Regions from separate parts of the Homo sapiens genome. Here region 1 is linked to region 2. A link is a contact called in ENCODE Hi-C or POLR2A ChIA-PET data. All regions are on one chromosome and are shown on one strand. The core of a region is the stretch at or near the end of the contact, and the rest is flanking DNA. Distances in the headings are between cores, read along the strand shown. Region 1 holds the start of TSN (translin). Region 2 overlaps CLASP1 (cytoplasmic linker associated protein 1).

What was found. A loop is a pair of places that touch in the nucleus more often than their neighbours do. ChIA-PET counts read pairs that join two places held with the same protein, here RNA polymerase II (POLR2A). Pooled maps may share reads with other maps.
Region 1: a loop to region 2 is called in a pooled map, with 10 times the contacts of the local background. The contact joins the promoter of TSN here to the enhancer-like site in region 2. A Hi-C loop is called at or near these places in 4 of 50 pooled maps. POLR2A ChIA-PET finds 5 or more read pairs at or near these places in 2 of 52 experiments (H1 and K562).

What each region holds. Positions count from the first base shown.
Region 1 is chr2:121,754,255-121,756,954 of GRCh38, forward strand. TSN (translin) reads left to right here and starts at 1,397. Exons shown (of 6, transcript NM_004622.3): 1 at 1,397-1,591. The coding sequence starts at 1,526. RefSeq lists an enhancer at 1,262-1,451.
Region 2 is chr2:121,362,489-121,365,188 of GRCh38, forward strand. CLASP1 (cytoplasmic linker associated protein 1) reads right to left here. Exons shown (of 41, transcript NM_001395891.1): 37 at 2,606-2,700; 38 at 684-812. Among named protein-coding and RNA genes, the nearest start is that of TFCP2L1, 79 kb to the left of the region's middle. Within about 2 kb of position 1,268, at least 7 of the 41 ENCODE cell types and tissues checked have a DNase peak (open chromatin) inside an H3K27ac peak, as active enhancers do.

The DNA.
Region 1 (2,700 bases), core at 147-2,646, 390 kb after region 2:
AAAATGAAACAGAACAAAACAACAATAACGAAAACCACACAAGAAAAGAAAGAAACAAAAAACCAGTTAGTGGCTTGTGTGCCTAACTCTAGGTAAAACGGAGAGGTGACGAAAGTTTGTATGAGAACAAATAGGATTCTTTAGGACAGACGAATGGGTTTTGGGAGAACAAACACGAGATAAGAAAGGGTTTTTTATTTTTTTTGAGACGGAGTCTGTTGCCCAGGCTATAGTGCAGTGGTGTGATCTCGGCTAACTGCAACCTGTGCCTCCCGGGTTCAAGCGATTCTTCTGCCTCAGTCTCCCGAGTTGCCGGGATTACAGGCGCGCGCCACCACGCCCGGCTAGTTTTTGTATCTTTAGTAGAGACGGAGTTTCACCATGTTGGTCAGGCTGGTCTCGAACTCCTGACTTTGTGATCTGCCCGCCTTGGCCTCCCAAAGTGTTGGGATTACAGGTGTGAGCCACTGCGCCCGGCCGATAGTTTTTTAAAAATGTAGGTGCTAGTGGTCTTACTGTCTTCTTCATGGACATGAAATTATTCTCATATAATGAGAATTAAATATGATCCTTCATGTAAAGAGTTTAGAATAATGTCAGAAACAAAGCAAGCAATAAATTATCATTTAGTTGATAAGAATCATTCCAATTCATCTGGCGAGTGCAACACACACACACACTGTATTTGTGTATGGAATAACTGTTCAAGAACACACACACAGTATGTGTGTATGAAATAACTCTTCAAGAACAAAGGGGAAACCGTTATAGGGCATGAAAGGGGAAACCGTTATAGGGCATGGAAGGGGAATTAGGACAAGGTGTGAGTGGAAAGAGAAACATCCCACCGCACACGCTTAAAAAAGCCGTTTAATTTAAAAATAGGTAATACAGCCATACAGAGAAGACATTAAAAGATCTACACAGAAAATTTTCGCTCCCAATCCATTCCCTACTCACAGTCCTACATACGTTACTTTTATTTTCCTTTTTTTTGGAAATGCACTGGCCCCCTACTCTCTCACGAAGGCTGAACTCTCTCTACATTCTTCTGCACCTGTTTTTTGTGCATACTCTTTCGTTGTCAAATATTTCCCTCCAACTGTTGTTGTGTATGAAATAAATACACACATATAAGCTAACCAGCCCCACTTGCCCGCACCACCTACACGCCCGTCCCCGCCCTCCCTCAGGCCCACGTGCTCCGAGGGCCGCCTTCGCAGGTTGTTTCTGGCGATGCCTGTCTGAAGGCCTCAGACTGAGGCCCCGCCCACTCTCCCTCTCCTCTGCCCTTTGGACGCGCGCCTCGGTTCCGAACGCAGCGGACGGCGCCTCAGGCAGCGCGGCGGACAGCCCGTCCTCCGGCGCGCCGCGAGCCTCGGAGGACCCTAGCGACGGTCGTGGCGTAAGACCGGGGGGACGCGGCGGTAGCGGCGGCCGTTGCGATTGATTGCGCTGGTTGCCTGCGGCGTCCACTTCCTTGGCCGCCCTTGCTACACTGGCTGATTGTTGTGCAGCCGGCGCCATGTCTGTGAGCGAGATCTTCGTGGAGCTGCAGGGCTTTTTGGCTGCCGAGCAGGACATCCGAGAGGCGAGCCCCCTCCCTTCCCCATTCCCTTTGCCTTTCCATGCCTAGTTGGGCCACTTCGCCCGGCCCTCCTCTGTCGCTCAGTCTCGGGCGGTGGGGACGCCTCCGAGGGTGGGTTGCTTCCCCTCTAGCTTTAGGTTAGGCACTCCCCGCCCCCGCCCAAAATTTTGCTGCTCTGTCCTGATTCCCCGTGTTCGAGTCTCAGCTTCTCAGCATCACTTGCCTCGTTTGTGTCAGTTTTCCTTCTTTTCAGCACTTGTTTATATCGAAGGCTCGATTAGCACCTGGTCTTCAGCGAATGAGCGTTTCGTGTATTTTTGTTGGTGTCTTAAAAGCACATGTGATCTGCTTAAAACTCTCCTGTGATTTCCTATGCCACACAGGATAAAAAATCAGACTCTACTGTGGCTCACATGGTTTCTCTTCAATCTCGTTTATGCTCTCTGTCTTTGTGTATGATGTTCACTTTACCTCTTCTAGTGCCCCAAATAGCTTCCTGCCTGTTTGCTTTTCCTGGAATTTGCTTCTTTCCCGTTCTTTTCCTGATTGTCTCGTATTTATCTCATTGGCGTCACAGTCTAAGCGATCTATTTCCTGTTATGTTTTCTAGTAGCACATTAACTTTTTTTAATGTGTGTAATATTGATTATTTTAAAAAAATCTTCTCCCTCATTGTATGTTAAACCGCCAGAGGGAAGGGATTGTGTGCTTGGTTCCCCGGTATTTACACAGTGCCTCGCACATAAGTATGCTCAGTGAATATTTTAAAAATGAATTAGAGGCGGGGAGCGGCGCCTCATGCCTGTAATTCCAGCATTTTGGGAGGCCGAGGCGGCCAGATCACCTGAGGTAAGGAGTTTGAGACCAGCCTGGCCAACATGGGGAAACCCTGTCTCTACTAAAAATATAAAAGAACATTAACTGGGCATGGTTGCGCACACCTGTAATCCCAGCTACTCGGGAGGCTGAAGCAGGAGAATGGCGTGAACCCGGGAGGCGGAGGTTGCGGTGAGCTGAGATCGCGCCACTGCACTCCAGCCTGGGTGACAGAGCGAGACTCCGTCTCAAAAAAAAAAAAAAAAAGAAAAAAGAATTAGAAATACCCGACTCTT
Region 2 (2,700 bases), core at 18-2,517:
TAGCTTGCTAGCATTTTAAATACTCAAAAGTGAGTGGAAGAGGCACAGCAGGGCTGCCACCACTCAGCCTCATCTTGCAGAGAGAAGCACACTGAACGGCTGGGAGGGAGGAAGGTCAGTACAGCAGCCTGCTACCCACTGTTGGCAGGCGCTGGGCTGGAATCATCCCTGGTCATCTCATTTAATTCTCATGAGAAACTTTGTGAAAATATCCATTCCTATTTTACACACAAGGAAACGGAGGCTCAGAAGGTGAAATGACTGGTCCACTTATCTGGAGCAAGAAGGCATTGGTTCTGGGACTTGCATGTCTGTGATTCCAAAGCTGGTCTCCACCTCCCACACCAGACTACCAGAGGCTAAATGCCAGAAAGCAGCAGCAGACCCTTCCCTTCCACAAAGGCAGCTGGAAGCACGGACATGGAACACATCCCAGGGGCAGGGCAGGCCTGCTGGAAACAGTGAGCAGGAGCTAGGAACTGAACAAATGGCATTGGCCCTGGAACTATGCCACTGCTCAGCAAGGACGACAGCAATGGGGACTCCACTCTGTATTACGACATGGCTGAGTTCCAAGGAAGGGGCTCTTAAGCTGTGCACTGATTCTGATTCCTCTATCTCCATGTCCAAACTGCTCCTCATGACCCGTCTGTTCAGCACCCCTGGCCACATGACTGACTCACCTCCTTATGGGAGTCTTTGTGGGCTTCCAGAGTCTTCATAATCGTCAGCTCGGCGTAGTTTTTAAATCTTGCTGGTTGATTTCTCAGAATTTCCCTCAAAACTCTTAACGCCAGTGCTCGAATTGAATGCTAGAATACAAAGGGAAAGGAAGACATCACCAAACACCACACAGCACTTTCACACACAGCAGTCAGCAGGGTCGGCAAGGCCAAGCACCCAGTTCTGGGTTCCCTGGAACCTCGCAGAACCCTCTAAACAGATCACACAGTTCACTTGAAATCAGCTTTACTTGACACTGGCTCTCTAGACATCAGCTCCATGAAGGCAGGCACTGTGCCTTAGGGTGACATTCCCAGGACCCAGCGCCTGACAGGCACTGAGAAAAGCTACTTGAACGAGCCATGCACTTGAGACCAAATGAGGATGATATACCTAAGTTCATTATCAGTTTTCTGGGGATTTCCAGATTTCCTGAGGCTTCAGGCTACAAATTATGCTTCTGTAAAATGTATGAAAGAATGTGTATAAAGCACCTGGATGTTTCATCAACACAGCCTGTAAGAGTGAACTCCACCTAAGGACAGTGGAAGGCCTGTCATTATTCCTGACCTTCCATGTGATGAGATCACTGGGTGTGTACAGGCCTCGAGTTGGTTAAGGCCAGAGTCACGCATCTGGAGGAAAGCCATTCCAAACAGACTCCTGATCTCAATAAAAGAGAACGTAGTTTACACCAAACAGAGCCAGAAAGTACATCCTGATTCTTTGCCACTCATCTGTACAGTTCACACACTAATACACCATTTACCTGTCTTCTACATGACATCACTTTATCTCCCAACAGAGCCAACAAGGCATAACTGCCTTACGAGCCAATACTTTGTTTTTTTTAAAAGTATTTTTAAAAAGTTTTTTTTAAAAAAGTAAAACAGATTACTTATTACCATTCTTCTATTTTTACTTATCCCTAAACCAAACCATTAATCCAAAGCATCAGAAAGCTATCTGAGTCACCACGGCATGGCATGCAGCAGCCTCCCTGTCACTCAGTTGCCATGCAAGTCCCCTCTAGCTGGCCCTGGGCATGGCCTGCCACCTCCTGGCAATCCTCCCATCCCCTTCCTCCAGCCCCTCCCCACAGCACTCTCTTCTCATTTCTCTTCTCCATGTGGATGGAGAAACTTTTTCTTGTAGAGGTTTAATTCTGGTAATTCTCAGCATCTATTCCTGTTTCCATATAAGGGACCAGCTCCACAGGTGGGAGAAGGCAGGACTTTGACCAGATTACTCCCCCCTTTAAGAGTTCTCTATGTGCGATGTGCAGATCACAGACCAGGCATGTCAGAAATGCCTAGTTTGTCACATTCAAGTGTCCCAGCATGATGAAGCTTTTTTTATTTTTAAATTAATAATACAAAAATCAGAATCATGCTTCTGGAACCTGCCACTTGACTGATTAAAATTATTGGAACTCTTAACATATGTAGGGGGGGACCAAGATGGAATTTCATGGAATGTAGCATTTAATCAGGTCTTTTAAAATGAAACTTTTTCTCAATTACATATGAAACAAAAATGAAACTCACAAGTAAAAAAGTACATCCTAAAAGACCACATTCTATGCTAATAAAGTTTTAAGAAATTCTGTGTTAAAGCAACTAGATGCAGGAATGAAGTTTCCTCAACTACTATAAACCCAGTTGCAGACCATGCACGTAAGCCAAGCAGCAGCTTGTTGCTGATAAAAACATGACCTTACTAAACGTGCTCAGAAAATATGTGAAAAATGAACAAATAAATGTTTTGATGTAAACAGTAAGCACAACCCAGAAAGTAAAGCTGAAGCTAAGCCCAATAAGAAAAGGACATCGTGACCCCATTACATGGAAAGGGGCAAGATAAGGCCAAACCAGCATCTCACGTCTTTGTCTCCAAGGGTCTCCAGCAGCAGGAGCAGAATGGTCTTGAAGTGCTCCTCCCAGACACCAAGGCTGTCTTCCCGCGTGATCTTGAGCA